4 separate regions of the Homo sapiens genome follow, and all the other regions are linked to region 1. A link is an interaction called in ENCODE POLR2A ChIA-PET data of the cell type or tissue named here. Cell type or tissue: HepG2. All regions are shown on one strand. Region 1 holds the start of LOC100132078 (a long non-coding RNA gene). Region 2 overlaps POU2AF1 (POU class 2 homeobox associating factor 1). Region 3 holds the start of POU2AF3 (POU class 2 homeobox associating factor 3). Region 4 holds the start of LOC124902755 (a long non-coding RNA gene).

Evidence for each region. ChIA-PET counts read pairs that join two places held together with the same protein. Peaks named below come from ENCODE experiments on the same cell type or tissue, not always from the same donor. Only the 100,000 strongest peaks of a DNase experiment are listed, where the experiment ranks them.
Region 2: POLR2A ChIA-PET joins it to region 1 with 15 read pairs; 8 of 35 experiments call an interaction of 5 or more read pairs at or near these places.
Region 3: POLR2A ChIA-PET joins it to region 1 with 15 read pairs; 9 of 35 experiments call an interaction of 5 or more read pairs at or near these places.
Region 4: POLR2A ChIA-PET joins it to region 1 with 22 read pairs; 2 of 35 experiments call an interaction of 5 or more read pairs at or near these places.

The regions. Positions count from the first base shown.
Region 1 is chr11:111,415,350-111,420,349 of GRCh38, reverse strand. It overlaps LOC100132078 (a long non-coding RNA gene), which reads left to right and starts at 2,164. Exons shown (of 4, transcript NR_046085.1): 1 at 2,164-3,985; 2 at 4,310-4,431. It also overlaps a transcript of BTG4 not described here. RefSeq lists enhancers at 2,309-2,418, 3,469-3,538 and a silencer at 3,759-3,808. In HepG2, no CTCF peak of the experiment used is centred here; a DNase peak (open chromatin) is centred at 2,989.
Region 2 is chr11:111,357,422-111,362,421 of GRCh38, reverse strand. It overlaps POU2AF1 (POU class 2 homeobox associating factor 1), which reads left to right. Exons shown (of 5, transcript NM_006235.3): 2 at 3,504-3,634; 3 at 4,585-4,627; 4 at 4,712-4,977. Among named protein-coding and RNA genes, the nearest start is that of MIR4491, 12 kb to the right of the region's middle. RefSeq lists enhancers at 2,844-3,138, 3,899-4,745. In HepG2, CTCF peaks have their summits at 2,957 and 4,590 (motif pointing right); DNase peaks (open chromatin) are centred at 2,071, 2,991 and 4,571.
Region 3 is chr11:111,296,743-111,301,742 of GRCh38, reverse strand. It overlaps POU2AF3 (POU class 2 homeobox associating factor 3), which reads right to left and starts at 3,197. Exons shown (of 5, transcript NM_001271458.2): 1 at 3,155-3,197; 2 at 1,122-1,216. The coding sequence starts at 3,161. COLCA1 (colorectal cancer associated 1) reads left to right here. Exons shown (of 2, transcript NR_169237.1): 2 at 3,077-5,000. RefSeq lists a silencer at 2,058-2,257. In HepG2, a CTCF peak has its summit at 2,494; a DNase peak (open chromatin) is centred at 2,462; H3K4me3 peaks cover 2,445 bases.
Region 4 is chr11:111,332,451-111,337,450 of GRCh38, reverse strand. LOC124902755 (a long non-coding RNA gene) reads right to left here and starts at 4,474. Exons shown (of 2, transcript XR_007062890.1): 1 at 4,325-4,474; 2 at 3,656-4,222. In HepG2, no CTCF peak of the experiment used is centred here; DNase peaks (open chromatin) are centred at 670, 2,190 and 2,630; H3K4me3 peaks cover 1,708 bases.

The DNA of each region.
Region 1 (5,000 bases):
CAGTTTCACTTCCAGAGCTGGCTGCTCAGATTGGTCTACCCTGCTGTGGATGCAATTTCAGGATGAGGTTGAAGAGCAGGTCATCTGGACTGCTGGGATGATTTTAAAGGAAACTTTAATATCTCCTGGACAAGCCAGCAGCTGGTGTCTGCAAGTCCTCCAGGACTTTGCACCTTGAGACTTGGATTCAGGGGCAGCTGAGAAGATAGACTGTGAACTTTCCTTTGCCGAGAGAACTGGACTACAGCTTAATGGCTGGACCCTAGGCATCTCTAGGACACTACAGTTGTCCATTGTAGATTCCTTTACCTCAAGCCACTTCTGGACCTGCCTGTCCTTGGGTGCCTGGTGCTGAGTCAGCAACACCTCCCTCCTGTCTTGGCAATGTGTGGCCAAACTAAGCCAAGTCTGATTATAATGGGTTGGTTCATCTAGAAGCTCACATCCCGTACTCTTTTTCCAATATGGCACTTAGCCAACTGGCACCCAATAGTGAAGAGTGACTCTGGGAACTGAGGCTGCTGAGGACTCATGACCCTGCAGAAGCCAACAGCAAAAGCTGTGTGGAGGGTGAAGCCATCCCGCTGCCAGGCCTCTCTCTCTGCTCCATGTCAGTTCCTGTCTGGCAGCGCCATGGCCTTGGCTGGCAGTCAGAGACCCGCTGCTGGTACTTGCTGGTGGCTTGGCTCTCTTCCATCTAGCCAGGGCATTTGGACCTTTTTTCTATGTTCTGCTTATGAGCTTGGGAAGCGAGCCAGTGGTTCTCCTTGGAAGTTGCCTCCATCCTTGTCATTTCCCACCCTAGTCCCAAGGGAGACATGTTTCTTTCTCTCTTCCGTATTGACACCTTCTCTTGCCTTTGGCTCAAATACAGACACCTCAGGTAGCACCAGTGCTGTGGGGAGGCCAAGGGGCGAGGGGCACGTACAGGAAGTGGTGGTGGCAAAATAGAGTTAAGTTCGGTTACCAGTGCTGGATGAAGCTTTGTATCTCTAGGGTTGTCAGTCAGCCAAGAAGGAAGGCAGTTACAGGCCTAATTCTTGGTTCCTGAACTGATTGGCTGTAGCTTTTATCAGGGACTCACTGGCACTTCTCTGAGCATCAGTGTTAACTTCTGTCATGGGCTGAATTGTGCAGCCTCCTTCTTCTCCTCCAAGTTTATAGGTTGACTTCCTAATCCCCAGTACCTCAGGATATGACTCTATTTGGAGATAAGGTCTTTAAGGAGGTTATTTAGGTAAAATGAGGTCATATGAGTAGGCCCTAATCCAATATGACTGGTGTCCTTATGAGAAGAGATTAGGACACAGATAGGTATAGAGGGAAGACCATATGAAGACAAAGAGAGAAGGCGGCCATCTGGAAGCCAAGGAGAGGAGCTCCCAGAAGAAACAACCCCGCTGACACCTTGACCTTGGACTTGCAGTCTCCACAATGGTGAGGAAGTAAATTTCTGTTCTTTAAGCCATCCAGTCAGTACTTTGTTTTGGCAGCCCTAGTGAACTAAAACAAACTCCTGCAGACGTGGCAGAGAGGGTTTGCAGAAGGGCCAAGAGAACGGTGGCTTAGATGCTTCCGGTTTTCCCAGCTTCTTCATGGACTCTCAAGGTTGGTGGTATCCCTTTGGCTTCTCTAGTTCTTTCTGCTTCAGGGAGCTACCAACCTCCTCTGGTTTTGGTGGTTAGCCTAAGTAGCTAGTAAATAGAGTGTTTCTACTCTTAATCTTATTTCCCCTTTATGAAAACCTTATGATAGGCGCTGCAGAATCTCCATGTCACCCAGCATCGTTGGTCCCGCCCTCTGGAAGCTCACATTCTATGCGGAAGACAGACATGAGGATCACTTCACTGCAGCATAGGAGGTGCTGTGATAGTGCTCAGCAGGGGGCATGAACTAAGGAGGACACCTTGAGCCCACCTGAAGAAGAAGGTCACAGAATGCTTTGTGATGATGATGGCCAAGCCTAAAGTCTGTCAGTTCTTTGAGGACAGAGGCTGGGTCTTTCTCACCTTCCTTCACCCATGGCATCTAGCACAGCACTTTGCACATAATAAGTGCTCATCTAATGTGTTGGGCGAATGGCTCTCTTAAAGTCCCTTCCAGCTTCATGATGCCATAATTCTGTGGCCTCAGAGGTCCCACAGCAGTCAGATGGCTTAAGGTGCTGCTGGCAGACGGCGTGAAGGTGAACAGACATGGGGTTTTATGATATGCAAAATCACTCATGAACAACTAAACTGGAAACCAGGGAGGAGAGCATAATGAGCTTCCCTTCTTAGCTTAGATTTCTAGGAGAATCCTCAGGCATAACAACAGGAACACAGCCAGTGCAGCTGCCCCACGTGGATGATCAGAGGCGACGTCTTACTCTCCACAAAGCCAAGTTTGGTCAAGCTCCTCACAGCTGTTTCCCACAGAGAGGAAATCCCCTAAGTTCCCAGGCAGTGTAAACTGACCGTGTGTTTATAAAATAGACGCCATGCCCCAAGAACATGAAAACAGTCCAGATGCATGAACCTGCAATGCAGCAGTGATTCAAGACACTTGGGAGTAGGGAGGAGAGCGTGAGTGAGAGAACGCTTCAATGCCGAAGCAGAGTGGCTGTTCTCTGGAGAACACCCAAACTGATCTAAAGCCAAAGTTCAAAAAATAACAAACATGCAAGCCTTTTGAAAACAAATTGTGCCTAGATATCTTTGCAAGCTGAGTGGTCAGCCCTCAGACAGTGCTATGAGGGAGTGATTGCAGACCACCCAGCACCCAAGGAATTAGGGGCAGTTCATGCTGTCCCTGTGTCCAAGGGCTCCGAGAGCTCAGATTAAAATTCTTTCTGCCCAGCTTTTGCAAGATGGAACCAAAAGAGCCCACTTGTGAGAAGGCAGGGGATTGAGGAGGGTCCCCTCCTCCCAGTACGGACTGTGTGGTGCCTTCAGATGAGCTGTTTTGTTTCACGCTGAGCTGAGCTCACCTAGGCGATGACCTTGTGACAAGAATACCAGGCTGAGTCCAGATCAGCAAAGAGGGGACAGGAAGAGGAAGAGGAAGAGAGAAGCAAGTGCAGCCATGCGAAGCTGTGACTGACAGAAGCCAAGTCAGAACTGCTGGTTAACATAATTTTTAATCCTTCATCAGGGCTGGTAAAATGTTGACAAAGGAGAGTCCTTGTAGTGAATCTCTCAGTCTATTAAGAAAGCTGTTTCAGACCCAGGGACATAAGGCAGGTGTATTGGAGTCATCAGACTCTCTACAAAATATTAGTCATCAGCTCTGCAAAAACCCCGTGGGCTGCACTGGGGCGTGAGTCCCTCAAAGTTTAACTAAACATGGCAAACTGGATGTACACAGACAACCTTAATAGCTTCTGGGGATTCTGGAAAGAGCTGGGGACCGGCTCCCTTAAAAATCTACTCTAAGAAAATTCACCGCAGGCCCAGCGTGGCTCCTGACCTGGAGGATAACAATGATAATGGAAGTGCTGTTAAAAGTAAGAATGACTATGAGTTATTGAGTTTTTCATCTGCTCAGGCACCGTGCTGGGCCTACACAGTATCTCATTCAGTCCTACTAAGGACCATTACTGTCCCTTTCCTACCTAGGGGAAAAGGAGATTGAGAGAAGTCAAACCGCTTTCTCACGGTGACAGGGTAGGCGGTGGAGCCAGAATACAAATGCAGGGGCTCCAGCCTCAAAGCCCGTGCTCTCTGCTCACATTGGCCCACCCAGGACAGACGCTGTCGGGATGTCCTGGGGGTTTCACACTGTTAAGAAATAATAACGAGTGAGAGCCAAGGTGTACTCTGGATCTACCTGAAGCACCCAACTCACTCCCTTCCATGATGTGACTAACGGCGTTTCAGATCTGTTTGTGCTCCGACCTGACCTCAGGAAGCCAAAGTCCCCTGAGGTCTGGGGTGTGTATGCTTGGGGACCCGAAATTAGAGGCACACCTACCTAGGATTGAATGTAACGATCTAATCAAGAAAAGGTGTGTGTGTGTGAGCCAGAGTGAGAAAACGAGAGAGGGAGAGAGAGAGAAAGAGAGGGAGAGAGAGGAAGAGAGGCCCAGTTTGTTTTCCAGGGGACAGAAAAGGAACTGATGAAGGCCCTGAAAATTCAGTCCAGGCAACTCCATCCCCCTATCAGGCTCAACCCTCAGTAGTACCCCAGCTTTCCCTTCCCCACATCCTCCAAGCTCTTTCTCCTTAACAGCTAAAGACACCTTAGGCTGCCCAGAATGAAAAATATCCTGGAACTTAACAACAAAGGAGCTGCCATGTTCCACTGTATTTCTTTTCTTTTCTTTTTTCAGACAAGGTCTCACTCTGTTGCCCAGGCTGGAGTGCAGTGGTGTGATCTTGGCTCCCTGCAGCCTCGACCTCCTAGGCTCGAGTGATCCTCCTGCCTCAGCCTCCCGAGTACCTGGGACTATAGGTGTGTGCCACTGCACCCAGCTATTTTTTTTTCTTGATTTTTAGTAGAGACAGTCTTGCTATATTGTCCAGTCTGATGGCAGACTCCTGAGCTCAAAGGATCCTCCTGTCTCAGGCTTGCAAAGTGTTGAGATTACAGGCATGAGCCACTGCACCTGACCTCCACTGTATTTCTAAACTGTGGGTCTCTGGCTCCTCTAATTTTCCCCCACCCCGTAGGCCCAGCCTCCAGGGCTGCCATGTCTTCCCCTCCCAGCTCTGCTCTGGAGGCCTGATTCTCTGGGAGGCTGTTGGGCTCACCATTGGGAAAGGCCATCCTTAGGTCACGTGGGGCCATAAGCAATACCAGCCTCCTCCTCCTGCCATTTTGCACATCAGGAGATACACCAGGAACCTCAGTGTCTCTCTTTCTCTCTCTAGCCTGGTCTCTGGGACCTAGGTCAGGAGGGCATGATGCTTTCAAATAGAAGAAGAAATCTCCAATTCTTTTGCCCTCTGTCTTTGCAAGCCCTATCTTTTATATTCACTTCCTCTGACTTCTCAGTAAACATTGGTTTGAAAGTGAATGGT
Region 2 (5,000 bases), 58 kb after region 1:
AGTTAGATAGAATGAATATGATCCAGTATTTGACAGCACAACAGGGTGACTATAGTCAACAATAATTTATGGTACACTTAAAAATAACTAAAAGTATAATTGGATTGTTTATAACACAAAGAGGTGACAAATGCTTGAGGGGATGGGTGCTTTATTTACCCTGATGTGATGAGTGTGCATTGCATGCCCGTATCCAAATATCTTGTGTACCCCATAAATATATACACTGACTATGTACTCATAAAGATTAAAACCAAAAATGCTGACGTGGCCATGGGGTGACCCTGAGAAAGAGTGAGTTGAGTGTGGCAGGGCAGGTGCCCTGTTCGCTGACACGTCAGATTGTACCTGGGGCCTGTGGTCATCGCTGGGCACCACCCAGCAGTAGGGAAAGTGGCAAATGGAACTTGTGCAAGAGTGACTCACCCAGAAGGAAGGTGGGGAGACTAAAACCATGTCATTTAGAAATAGCTGAAGGAATGAGAAGTCCCTTCAGACCTAGGGGGACACCTGGTATCTGTCCTCAGATTTCGGAAGGGAATATTACTACTAATACTCATGATAATCGGAGCTCACATGTATTAAATGCTCTGTGCCAAACTCTATTCCAAGCACTTCACATGCAAATCTTAAATTACCCTACAACATACATACCATTATGATCTTCACTTTATAGATGAGACAGCTGTAAATGGACTAAGAAATGTGAGTTTCATTAGAAGGTAATGGAGGGAAATATGGCATGTGTTACCATAAGTTAGCCTCAGTAGGAGGAAGAGCTGTCTGACATGATAATATCCCCCCGAAAGGAAGGTGGAAATGGCCAGAAGGAAGATAATTAAAACCACATGTATTGAGCATCTACCCTATGCCAGACATGGCCTTTGGAGCTCCCCATGTATTATTTTGGTTAATCCTCACAACCACTGTGTGAGAGAAGAATTATTATTCCCGTTTTACAAATGAGGAAATTGAAGCCCAGAGACATTAAATAAATCTAAGAACTTTCCACCAGTAAGTGACAGCCCAGATTTGAATACAGGTATGTGTGGTTCTCAAGTCTACTGTCATTGGTGTTCAGAGCAAAGGTGGAGGCGCACAGGTGGCCCCGGGGCACAGAACCAGGCTGGTTCCCCTGCTAGACACTCCTATAGCAGCCTGAATTTCACAAGTTGTGACACATTCATCTGCTGGTAACTTTTGTTGCTTGTCTTCCCCGTTAGACTGCAAGATCCACGTGGGCGGGGGCTCCATGGGTCCTGTGCAGTGCTGTACTCCTAGGCACTAGAAATATTTGAAAAAATGAATGAATACCAGTAGAGATCTCTTGTTCAGACAGGGGAAGTTAAAATAAGGATAATGAATCTCCTATTGGGATGTTATCGGGAGATTCTTATGTTAAATTAGGAATGGATTATCAGCAGTTGTAATCCCAGTATATTTTCAGAAATACTGGACAGATTTTTTTTTTTTTTTTTTGAGACAGAGTCTCTCTCTGTTGCCAGGCTGGAGTGCAATGGTGTGATCTCAGCTCACTGCAACCTCCACCTCCCAGGTTCAAGCCATTCCCCTGAGTCAGCCTCCCAAGTAACTGGGATTACAGGTGCCTGCCACCACATCTGGCTAATTTTTTGTATTTCAGTAAATATGGGCTTTCACCATGTTGGTCAGGATGGTCTTAATCTCCTGACCTTGTGATCCACTCACCTCAGCCTCCCAAGAGAGATTTTTATACATACAGATTCCTAGGCCTATATCAGCCCCCTAGAATCAGACTTTCCTGGAGCAGGACCTGTACCTGTATATTGCATCATTTCCTGGTTGATTTGCTACCTGGCCAGCTGAGGGACCTTGGAGGATGGGTCTAAAGTCCACCTGAGATACTGGGATTCCTGACCCCCAACATCTGCCCCTGGGACTCATTTCCCACTTCCTGTTGCCTCTGCCCAAGCTTCTCTCTGCCTTCTGGGCTTCAAGGCCAGGCCTTGCTCGTGGCTGGAGCCTGGAGGGAGGTCTGGTGCCGAGTCAGGCATGGGACCTTATCAGCTGGGTATTTACTGAGCAAAGTTCAACCAGGGCAGTGCTGCAGATCCGGGTTTAACAGATACCTAGGCTTCCGGGACTTTGATTCAGAGCCCAGGTCCCTGGGGCCCTTATCGGTGGATAATAATGGGCTCCCTGTGGAAGTCCTAAGGTCTAGTGTTTCTTGGCTGACCCAGGCCTGCTCTCTGAGAGCCCAGGATCCCTAGGCCACAGGCTGTCTAGGTGGGCAGCTTGTTGCTTCCCAGCCACGGCTGCTTTTCAGTTGCTCTCCCAGGCCAGGAAGGGCCCTATGCACTGGCTCTTATTTGGGTCAATGCTTTGGTTTCCTGGCTTTGATGGCAAGAGGGGAAGGAAACCTTCCCTCAGCAGCAGGTGGACACTGTCTGGCCCCAGGGTACAAGGATCACCCTTGGGTAATTGTCCCATGCCCTGAAAGTCACTGAGAACCTGGGAGCCACTTGCCTCAATCCTAAAGGTGTAGGAGAGGTGAAGGGAAGACAAATGGCAGCATGTCTTAAAGAATCACCCAATCGATTAATCAATAAGTATCAACTGAGCTTAAAACGCATGGGCATGCCACTGGGAAGACATAGAGAAATAAGGTACAATAACTCACCTTGAGACGTTTATAATCTAGTTGTGGGTATAAGACACTTCCATCAAAAAGAATAACTATTACATAATAGACTGAATTTTTTTGAATGCCTACCCTGTACCTGAATTTATTTGAGGCATATACTGTTCTACCAATTTCCCACATCAAGTGACTTCTCTCAATATTCCTTTGATAAAGAAACTGAAGATTAAGAGGCACAGAGAGGTTTAGTAACTTGCCCAGGATCACACAGGAAGGTGGTGGCAGGGGCAGGATTTGAGGCCTGTGCTATCTGGCTCAGAGTCCCTGCTCTTATGGCTGTCCTCTACTGCCACCTATGATGAATACTAATCAGATCTGGAAATGTTTGAGAAGCTGTAGAATGTGGAAATTACTCAGGCTGCAGGGGTCAGGCAGGAGGGTTGCATTTGTCTTGTGTCAGCAAGAATCAAGAGGTTGGAAGAAGTGAGAGGGAATTCTGACCACGGAAAACCTCAACCACAGATGAGGAGGTGAGACACGCAGGAACACGTAGAGAACACAGACAGACCTTCTGGTTGGAGACAGGGTTTGTGTAGTAGGGAGTGTGCAAAGTGGTGAGAAAAATGGGTTCGGATCTCATTCTGAAGACTGTCCAATTCTAGGACAAGGAGCTGGGCCTTCGTTGTCTGGGTGCAGGGGACCCACAGAAGGTTTGGGAGTAGGAGGAGTGACAATACTGGAGAGGCATTCTAGGAAGTGTCACGTGGTTCTCCGTGTTCAAGCACGACTTAGGGGAGCAGGCAGATCCATGAGGAAATGAGCACTTTGGGGTGGGGGCTCGTCTGAGAAGGACCATGGGCTCCAGGGACATTGCTTTTCACAGCCACAGCTCCGGAGCAAGCCCCAGCCCCGGCCCGGCCATACCAGGGCGTCCGTGTGAAGGAGCCAGTGAAGGAACTGCTGAGGAGGAAGCGAGGCCACGCCAGCAGTGGGGCAGCACCTGCACCTACGGCGGTGAGAGTTTGTGTGTGTGAGAGTGTGAGTGTGTGTGTGTGAAAGAGAATGTGTGTGTCAGGGATAGTGTGAGAGTGTATGTGTGTGTGAGTATGTGTATGCGTGTGTGTATGTGTTTGTGTGTGATAGAGTGTGTGAGAGTGTGATAGTGTGAGAGAGAATGTGTATCTGCGTCAGTGTGTGAGAGTGTATGTGTGTGTGAGGGAGTGTGAGTGTGTGAGTGTATGCATGTGAGTGTGTATGTGTTTGTGTGTGATGGCGTGTGTGAGTGTGTGATAGTGTGAGAGAGAATGTGTATGTGTCAGTGTGTGAGAATGTATGTGTGTGAGAGAGTGTGTGTGTGTGAGAGTGAGTGTGAGAGTGTGAGCGTGTGTGTGAGAGAGTATGTGTGTGAGGGAGTGTGTGTGAGAGAGTGTGTGAGTGTGTGAGAGTGTGAGTGTGAGAGTGTGAGAGTGTGTGAGAGAGTACGTGTGTGAGAGAGTGTGTGTGTTTGTGTGAGAATGTGTGTGCGCGCAGGCAGATGGCTTGGGAGGTGACCAAAAGGATCAGGCAGGAAGGAGCGCAGGTCCCTTGGTGGAGGCTGCCAGGGATAGAGCTAGGGTGGAGCAACTGGGATGAGGGATCAGGGCCGGCTCAGCTGGCCCACCGAACACAGCTACTGTCAAGGCCTGAGTGAGCGAATGACTTGCATACCCTGGTGTGAGTTGGGGGCCCCCCCTGAGAAGAAGAAGACACCAGCTCCCTGAGCGCACAGACTTCCTGCTAAATAGAAACGCAAATCTCTCAAGTGTAGGTGGTGATGGTTGGGATACGGGGTGGGATGTTTTGTTCTAACCAGAGAGATTCCTATCTTCTATTCTCCTGCCCTGAGGCCCTCTGGGCAAGTTCTCTGCACAGGGCCGGTTGACGAGGGCTAAACATTGACCCTGGTCTTCTCCTCTCCCCTCTAGGTGGTGCTGCCCCATCAGCCCCTGGCGACCTACACCACAGTGGGTAAGAGTGCCCCGTAGCCCTGGTGGCCCCCAGGCCTCTCATCTGGGTGGCATCTGAAGTTCTGTAATTTCCTTCTTCCCACAGGTCCTTCCTGCCTGGACATGGAAGGTTCTGTGTCTGCAGTGACAGAGGAGGCTGCCCTGTGTGCCGGCTGGCTCTCCCAGCCCACCCCGGCCACCCTGCAGCCCCTGGCCCCATGGACACCTTACACCGAGTATGTGCCCCATGAAGCTGTCAGCTGCCCCTACTCAGCTGACATGTATGTGCAGCCCGTGTGCCCCAGCTACACGGTGGTGGGGCCCTCCTCAGTGTTGACCTATGCCTCTCCGCCACTCATCACCAATGTCACGGTATGTCACACAAAGGCAGGACT
Region 3 (5,000 bases), 120 kb after region 1:
TAACTCGATTAACCCTCACAAAATCCTATCATCCCCAATTTGAAGACGAATAAACAGAGGCAAGAGGAATTGGGTAATTTGCTTGAGGATACACACCATGGAGGAACTGAGATCTGAGCCCAGTCCATCTGGTTCTGGAACCTGTGTTTACCTCCCCTACATCATTTGCCCCCTCCCATTTCAAGAAGTCCCGCTGTCAAAGGCCTATTTCATGAAGTCACACATTGCACATGAACAGCATCAGGCACAAAAACTGTTGTGGGGCAGATGCCAATGGGCTGGAGAAGGACCAATCCTAACAGAGGCAATATGAGCCCCAGCTGTCAGATCCTATGTTCACACCCAAACCAACCCCCAAGCAATTGTATGATTGAGGCTTTTTAGGGATGAGCTGCCCTCTCTTGGGCAATAACCCCACCTAGTTTATTTGGTTCTGTTGCTGCCCTGAGTGCCTTTGGCAGTACTTACCGTAGGAAGGTGTATAAAGTGTCAGGGTATACCCTTATGACTGCTCAGTTCAATTTTGTAATAACCTGAAACTGCTTAAGGTGTTGATACATTTTAGGGAAGTGGTCCTGTACTCCAGCTGTCTCTTCTGCAGAGACAGGGCCCTTTTCTGCTAGATACTTTAGGTAACTGATGATTTACAGATAAATGATCTCAGAGGGTGAGTTCCAGAAGAATGAGGAGGGAAGGGAGGATGTTCCACACAGATGCTATCCTGGAAGGGGCCCCTAAAATGAGGTGAATTTCTGGGAGAGATTTTCTATGGGTCTGCAAGGGCTGTACATATATCCACTGTCTTCCTAACAAAACGATGTATACTTACCTGCTGGCCGCTCCTCCCCCTGCAGAGGACCAACGCACTTTTTATACTTTACTTTCACCCATGGGGGATGGATGGGCTCCCCCAAATCCTGAGCCCCACAACATGCCCCAGCTGTCCTCTGTAGCTTCCCGATTGGGATGCAGCTGGGTACAGAAGTCATAGGAACAGCAGAGGAAGGCCAGGTCTGGGAATGGTGAGTGCGTGGGGCCTTGAGTGGCCTCCACACCTTGCAGACACAGCTTTGAAAGAGGCCTGGCATGGGCTGGGGAATGAGGGAAGGGCTTATGCTTACGGTTCCCCCGGAGGCCGCCTGGTGTGCCCGTCTTTGCTGCAGCAGCTCCTTCACTGTGATCTTCACTCGGACACCTTGATACACCTTCGGTTTTTCTGGAGAAAGGCAACTGAGTCAGTGGTCGAGTCCAAGGTCTGGGTGCCAGGGTGCAGAGTGGGGGCCCCTTTTATAGGCTATGGCACCCAAAGCCAAGTTTCTAAGTTCGGAGAACACACACAAAAAATGTCAAAGGATGGTAAAAACCCAAACATTTCAAACTTGAAAGAATGAAGAGTAGCTGAGCAGGTTTCAGAGCCCCAGTAGGAAAAGAATCCGTGGAAATTTGTGGGGCCATCCACCCCTGGCTGGGCCTCAGTCCTAGGCCAATAGCAAACGGGTTTTTCTGCTCTGGAATATGGAGACCAGTGCAGCGGAGCCCACCACTCTGATTAGGTCGGGGGAACCTTGGCTTTCAGACCCAGACAGCCGAGAGAGAGGGTATTATGGACCTGGGGAGGGGCCAGGCCTGGGGCAGGGGGCTTTCTCTGATTATGGCGGCTGACGTAGCCCACCCCACTGTGATGTTCCCACTAGCATGGAAGTCCCGAGTCCCTTCCTTCTCCGCCTGGCCAGGTGTGGCTTCTGGGCAGGCTCCGACCTCTGCGTGCCCTTGGTCTGGAAGCCAGCCCGGGAGCAAGCGGTGAGGTTTGGCCAGCCCCGTCCTGGGCCGGCGAGGTACCTGCCAGACTGACCTAGTAAAGGGGCCAGGCCCGAGGAACTCCCTCCCTCGCTCCCTTCTGTCTTTGCCTTCTGCCCGCTCTCCCTCGTCCCTTTTCTCCGCCTTTTCCGCGCTCCATCTTGCCCTCCTCCCTCCTTCGCCCCCGCTCCTACTCTCCCCTTCTTCCCCTCTCTCCCTACCCCCTCCCTTTCTGGGGCAGGCGTTTCTCCGAGGCGCACTGAGGCTCCGGGGCGAGTCCGCGCAGCGCGAGCTGGGGAAAGCCGTCCGGGGCTCCCGATGACCCTGCACTCCGCCGGGAGGCCGCCCTTCGGTAGGGGCCGCCCCGGGGCTGGCGGGGCCCGGTCGGACTGCCCCGGCTCGCGGGAGGTGGCGGGCGCGCTCAAGAGGGGTTCGCTGGGAGGGACCCCTGAGCGCTGGGAGCAGGGGCAGCCTCAGCCCCGGGCCCCGAAAAGCCGCAGTGAGTAGGTTGGGGACTGGCTGTTAGGCCAAGCCGAGCCGGGCGAGCTTTCAAGGTGGAGGTGGCCGCAGGAGTCCGGGGCGGCTCCGGCCCTGACCACTACCCTGCAGTGTGCGTCCAGGAATCGCGCCGGGAAGTGCGCTGGGTGCGGCGGCCGAGGGTGACCGCGCGTTCAGCCTGGACGCCTGGAGATAGTGCCAGGATGCCAGCGCCTCGCCTGGTCACTGCGGGGACCGCAGCTGGACAGCAGGGATCCCCCTCAAGCCGGGTTCCAGGAGTTAGGGTCTCCCCAGGAAAGGAGATTGCGCTCTTCCTAGCCCGGACCCAGGGAATCCCGTGCCCCGCCCGCAGGGCCCAGGCGCCGCGCCCTCTCCGCGCTCCAGCCTACCGCAGCCCCACCACCCCGTTCCCCGATCGGCTCCGGACTCCGCGGGCAGCGGGCGCCCCTCGGGGTCCGCGCAGGGACCGCCACAGCTCGGCTCAGTGCAGTCGGTGCGCTCTGCCCCCGTCCCAGGCTCACTGTGAGCCTCTAGCTCCCCCCGTAGCAGCTTCTGGGCGCGCAGGGTCCGCACCGCGTGTCTCAGGACACAACAGTGGATACGTGGGAGGGCGGGCGGGGGCCTGGGGTACGCGGACGTCCGGAGCGGCCAACTCGGCCTCTGGGCCTCTGCCCTCCGGGACAGGCGCTGAGTGGGAGCGGCCACAGCGTGGCTCGCGTCCTCTCCGGATCCCCGGCCCTTACTCGCATGCCTTGACTTTGTGCCTCTCTGTTCTATGCAGGAAAAGCCGTGGAAACACACCCGGATTGAAATGCCCCTGGCCCGCCTGACCCGACCCTAGGAGAAGCAGCCGAGTTACCCGACATCGTGGTCAGCAGGAGCTGGGTCGGTGGCTGGATGCTGCAGCAGCAGGGACTCAGCGCCTGGGAGGGCTCCTGGGGCAGGGAGAGAAGCAGAGATGCAACATTTTTAAAATTTCACAAAGCATCCGGCTGCACCCAGGTCCCTGGAACAGGAGACAAACAGAATTAATGTTTTATACCTTCGGGTATAGGTTTGAGTTTTTTCCCCCTCATGCCAAGTATTTAAAACCTCTAGAAACCCATGATTTGACAATCAATGATTGCGCGATACTTTCAATTTGAATATTCAAAGGCTTAACAAAATGGACTATCTTCTGCAGAAATCCTGCACACAGGCACCCCACAGAGAGTCCAGAGAAACAGGGAGTGAGACCCCTTTGGGTCCTGGCCCTTGCTTTTATTATAGTTTGAGCATTTTGTCCTCCTTCCCACAGATAGAGCAGATGTCCTCAAAGATGCTCTGTATTTCAGCCTTCAGGGCAGCTAAGAAGCCATGAGTGACTTAGGCTGCCCTGGCCATGAACACCGGAGCCAGACTGGCTGGCCAGACTGATTCCCGCATCCCCCATCTGTGTTTTGAGGGGAAATCTCAGGTTTTGAGGAATGAACATGGCAGCTAGTGGGTGTGGCACAGCAAGAAGTCGCTCTGGGCCCAGGTGGCAGGCCAGCGGCCTAGCAGAGGCCTTCGCTCTGCACCTCCTATTTTTCTGGCTCCGCCTGGCTACCAGCGGGCTTCCCTCCCCCTTTCATCCCGCTCTTCCTGGGCCCGACACTGGGGTTTCTGCTCAGAATGACTGCCCATTAAGACCCTTTCCTCCTCCCCACAGAGCTGGGGATGCCAGGAGCCTCATCCTCTGGAGACTTTCTGACTCTGGGTTTCACCACCGCACTGCGAAGTGCCCTCTTTGCTTTTTCGCCTTCTAGAGCCACCCCTGCCTTTTTGCTGTAGGAGCACATGTTAGGAAACAATGACAAGTTTGGCTCCTGCTCATTTTAACTGAAAGGATGTGGACTTAGGTTCAAGCCTTCTCCCATTGGGGTGAGAAGGGGGAGGGACTTGGGATCAGGCTTCCCCCTTGGTCCAGGCCCAAGCCCCTCACTAATGACTTGGGATTCTACTGGGTCATCTTCTGTGAGTACTTACTGTGCCTCTTCCATGTGATTTGGAAGGTGAGGAGACAGGAATGGTCCACAGAGGGAGAGAGTGCCAGGCCAAGTCCTCTCATAGCCACCCGCCCCCTCCACAGAAGGGGACAGCAAGAGAAGAGAGAGGCATGGTGAGGTTCCTTTTGCAAATAACCAAGATATTTCCAGGATTCAAGACCAGTCCATGGTTTTAGGCCTCTGCTGTTTATTCTCTGAGTTCTCAGAAATGCAAAAAGTGTAGTTTAGCCCCAGAGGCCTCAAGAAAAAGATTGGGGTGCCCCCAAATGTGTCAAATACAGAGGGAAACACACAGAGCTTAGGGAAAGGGCAACTGAGAATGACAAGACTGATAGGAATTGCTTGGCAGCTGAAGCCACATCTCTGGGGGAGAGGAGCAGGCCTGGGAACACCTGAGGTGGCACCTGGCAGTGGAGGGCAGGATGGATGTATTGAAATCTGACAGCTTCTGGAACTTCTTTCTACAAATGCCCCTGAGCCTGTGTCCTAGGTTTCCCTGATGGACCAGACCTGAGGAGGGGAAGGACAATGGGGGTGGAGATGGCACCTCCCCTCCCTGCATGCCTTCTTCCTCGCTGTGCCTAGGCCTTGCCCCCTCTGAAGGAACAGTGAACCAAGCAGCTTGGAATCTAGGGATGGTCTCTTGTCCTCATAGCGTCTTCCATTACTTCTTTTCTT
Region 4 (5,000 bases), 83 kb after region 1:
TTGTTTGTTTTTTGTTCAAATGGTGAGTTTCATAACTCATAGGCATGCACTTGTGATTTTATTAGATATTCTTAGCTTCATTATGGTGATTTATCTAACAAAATTGTATTTTGCTTTCATTTGCCACCTAGTCCAATGCTATAATCTACGCTTCTGCAATCTGCTGTTCCTAAGATAAGCTGTGATCTTCTGCTCCTATGTTTTTGACATGCCCTTTTTCTCCTCATTGACTCACATCTAATGACCAGTTCAAATACCACTTTATCTGAGAGCTACCCGCCAACCCAATATGGCCAGAGTAAATGACTCTGAACTCCCAAAGCCTGTTGAAGAAATCCTTCCCCTTCCAGTGAACCTTGAGCATCCCCAGGAGGCAACTCACTCCCCTTTAGAAGGTGTGTATAGGGAGGGGCTGGGTTTTAGACCCTGTGGGGCAAGAACAAACCTGCTGGGAGAGGTGTGCACTGGTCACACCAGTCCTGAGTGGTCATTCTCTGCTCATCAAGTTGTCACGTCTGGGGAAGACTCTTTGCATTGACCAGTGGTGTCTATTTTTGCTCTATAGTTGGATGGAAAGGGTTAAGCAGTTAGGCAATCCCCCTGTGGCTCAGTAATTTCTGGAGAATTGGCACAAGTAACTTGCATAATGCAGACTTATCTCCTGGATGATGCAGTGCCCTGCAATTCCAATGCAAATGAGCTCCAGCTGTGTTAGCCTCTGAGACTAAGGGGTTTGGCTGGGCCACTCCTGGGAGCCCTTGCAGATCACTCTTGGGAGCTCTTGCAGATCCTCCAGCCCAGGGGACAGACAGCAAAAGTCCATACAGAACTTCCTATGTTGGGGTGAGAATTATGCTAGAGGTGACTATCACCACCTTCTCAACAGATAGGGTTAGGAGTAAGGTCAGGAGTAAGGCACAAAGGGCTGAGGGGCTCTTCAGTCTTGCCCCATTGTATTCATTTTCATAGGGTTTATCCCAGCCACACAGGTGTGCAAAGTCAACTTCTGTTGTCCTACAAAGCCTCTAATTATTTAATAAGCACTTATATAGGGCTTACTATGTGTTAAGCACTGTTGAAAGTATTTAGCAGATATTAAGTTATTCCCTCCTATAGCAACCTCAGCGTTCTGGCTCGGAGTCTGTGACTGGTTATGGTGAGCATGACCTATGAGGTCAGACAGATCTAGCTTCAAAGTCTGGTTCTATCACTTAGTAGATCTGTGACCAAGGACAAGTTGCTTGGTACCCGTCTGCCCCAGTTTCCCCATTTATAAGATGGGTCCTTAAGAGATTATGATGAAGATTAAATGGGAACGTGCATGCAAAGCACTCAGCCTAGGACCTGATGTTTTGCATGATGGGTGGCTGTGATGACAATGAGGAGGAAAACCTGCTTTCTTAGGGATTTCTCTATGAAGCCTGCGGGATTTGATGCCAATGTGCTCTCCCCTGAACAGAAAACTGTCTACTGTGTTCTAGGGAGATGTGGCCGCCACCTTTCTAAACTCTGGAATTCCACTGGGGGTGATCAGGGTTTCCACTTACATAGGGATCCCCATGCCCTCAGGAGATCTGCTGTCTGGCGAAATGATGAAGAAAGTACAGGAAGTCGTTAAACCAGAGATCTTGCCAGAGAGTCTTAGGACACTGTCCAGGCAGAAAACTCAGTTCCGTGCATTTGTGCTTCTGATCTGATTCACTTCTTTGCCAGGTGCAGCAGAAACCTTGGCTTATGCCTGCAGAGGGAGTTAAAAGGGCCAAAGCTCATCACCTTTCTGAACATTTGCCCCTCCTTAGCTGGAGTGCTCTCTACCATGAGAAGCCCTCTTTGTGAAGAAGATCTCGAAGCTCTCTGTTAATAAGGCAGCCTAGGATATAGGGACTCCTCGCCGCATCTCCAGGGAGAAACTCCTATTCCAATCCTGCCCCTTTAGAGGAAGGGAGGACAGGAGTCTTGACCATCCTAAACCCATTCACTGTGTTTTCCCTTGAATATTCAGGGATCTGGAATGCTCTCAGGGAAAGCACAGCGAAGAGGCCCAGGTCCTGGATGTCACTGAAAGGTCCAAAGGCACCAGCTGGAAGCTGAGGATAACCTTTGCCCCTTTGTAACTTCACTTCAAGCCTGTCTTTTGCTAGAGGCCTGGGACTCTTAGACTCCCTCTGACCTCTGGGCTGGCCCCACTGATCTCTGGGCTGATAGGCTTGGATTTTGTCGGCAGCCTCAGACACCGGGAAGCCTGATGATCCAGCCTTCTACCCACTCCCAGTCCCTACTTTCCCACTTACAAGTTAGCCCACTGGCAGAAAGTTAATGATTGATTTATTAAGTTCCACAGGAATATCACCTCCCAACCCAAACCCAGATGACTAAAGAAGACTTTTATTTTAGGGTCTAACTAGTCATAAAACGTATTTTGCTGAGGAGCACAGATGCGGATTTTGTGCCTCAGAGCAGTGTGTTTGCTGAGCTGGTTCAGGAGGACATCTGTGGCTCTGGTGTGGGAGGTAAATCCTGCCCTGCACAGCTCCCCGGGGACTGGGTTTCCACTGGATCAAGATAAGGCAGGTAGAGCTATTGTCAATATTTAATCAAGATGCACAGGATTCGGCTCTGTAAAGGCAGCACTCAGGCCTGTGTTTGCAGACTCTGGAGGAGTGCCAAGGAAAGTGTTAGGCCCCTGGCCCGTGCTGTAAGGGCAACATGACATAGTTATTTATCCCACAGTCAATCCCAGGAATTTGGATGAATATGCCATGCTGGATAGCACCTCCCAGGCTCCTGCATCTTTCACAGCAATGCTGGTGCTTTGTGTCTGTGCTTGGCTGTAAGGGACAAAGGTGGGAGCTCTAGCCCTTACTCTTTGGGAAAAACCCCCGTTTTCTGAATTGGATGTTCCCAGGCCCTTTCTTATTGCCCCTGCTGCTCTGTCTACCTTCTCTGCTCAGCCAGCGCTCAGCAGGCTCAGCCAAGCCGGGGTCTTGCCCCTTTCTATTTCCCAATGACTCATCCTAGGGATTTGGTTTCCCTAGGGCTGATCTGCCCTCAGATCTGAGGGGATTCCTGGGCTCTGCTGCACTGGTGACAGGATGGTGGACCCTGAGCAGCTGAGTCCTGGCTTCTGTGGCCTACTCCATAGCATCCTCTGACCTCAACACACAAGCACATCGTCCTTGGTTCCCACCCAGCTTTCCTCCTGGATGTCACTTGCCCTCCCATTTCTCCCCTTGGGTGTGTGTATAGGGTGCTGGGCAGGAATGAGCTCTTGATATCCCCTGATAGAAGTCCTGGAGGTGGATTGGACTATTTAGTACTTCCTGACAGATCTCCTCCAGCACAGTCACCCAAATCACAGTTCCTCACAGGACTTTGGGAGCAATGAAAGCTCCCAATAATGACCGATTGCTTATTATGCTCTAGGCATAGGGATAAGAGCTTTAGGCATTACCTCATTTAATTCCTCACTACATCTTCTGAGGTATTGTCATCAACTTCATTCTATAGAAGAGGCTAAAGAGATACAGAAAGTTTAAGTAGCTTATGTACAGTCACACAGCTCTCGAGTAGCCAAGCTGGGATGGAAGCTAAGGCCTGTCTGAGTCCACACTGCATCCTTGATCACCAAATGCCACCATTTCTCTACTGTAAAGAATTAGGACAAACTTATTTTAGATTTATTATAAGCACACAAGTAACACATGAATACATTATTCTTGTGAAACAATTCAAACAGCTCAGATAAGGCTAGAATCCCCTTGATCAGCATTCTCTCTTTTCTACCACTTTCCCCTTCTCAATGGGTAATTTTGTTATCAGTTTGGCTTGCGTAATTTCAGACCTTTTCCTATACGTTTACATACATGTATATGTCTGCATACAAAACACCCACATCTCTTGTTGTTCTGTAACATGTGGAATCATACTTGTAAACTTCATTCTGAAACTTCCTTCACTTCACAATATGTCTCTTTTCATGTAAGCATGAGCAGATTCATTCATTCCTTTCTACCGCTGCCCAGAATTTCATGTGATGGTTATACAGCATAGTTCTCTGTTTTCTGTTTCTGGTCATTCCCCAGTCAGTGGAAATGTTCACCCAGTTGGTGAACATTTAAGTTGTAACTAAATGTCCATTATAACAATACTTCATTGAAGATCCTTAGACATAGCTCCCCGTGTTCTTTGTGAGTATTTTTCTAGGGCGATGCCGGTGGAATTGCTGTGTGATAGAGTATGCAAATTTTTAATTTTTATAGACATTGACAAATGATCCTCTAAAGTGGCTTCACTAATCAATAGCTTTGTAAGAATTGTTACATACGTGTTGGGGAAAAGCACTGTCTTTCCAGGGAGAGCAGCACAAGAGAAAGTGTGCTGAAATTGCAGGAGGATGCAGCAAGTGGTGTGAGCTGTGGCTTCACAGCTGTCCAGTTGGGCAGGTGATGACCTCTATGGGCCTCAGTGTTTACACCTGCAAAATAGAGACCACAATCTCAATAACTCAGAGGGCCATTGTGAGGATTAGTTGAGATGATTTTTGAGCAGCTTATAGCATATGGCCATGTTCATACAAAGCACTTGACAACAACAATCATTAGCTAGGCGGGGAGAAAATGAAGACAGGGAAGGGTTGGGCTGTCTTCCCTGGAAAATCTTTAGGGACAGCAAGCCTACACCTGGGATAGACTCAGGTGTTATCCTCTGGAGGGAGGTTTGGATGACAGGGCTTTGATACCCAGCCAAATTCAGAGCAGAACGATAAGCCACAAGCCATGACATTGACCTTGAGTTATCTTCAGTCCAGCCTACGGGAGGCAGAATACATGGACAGCATGGATATTCATTACCTTTTTATGAAAATTATAAATTCACAAGAAATTCTTTTTATGTTTTTGCCTTTGAACTACTCTAACTTTTAAACCCGAACCCCTTTAACATTCTGTGTGGCAAATGCACAGGGTTTTAGGCCATTAAGGCAATGCCAGGAAAGGAATAAT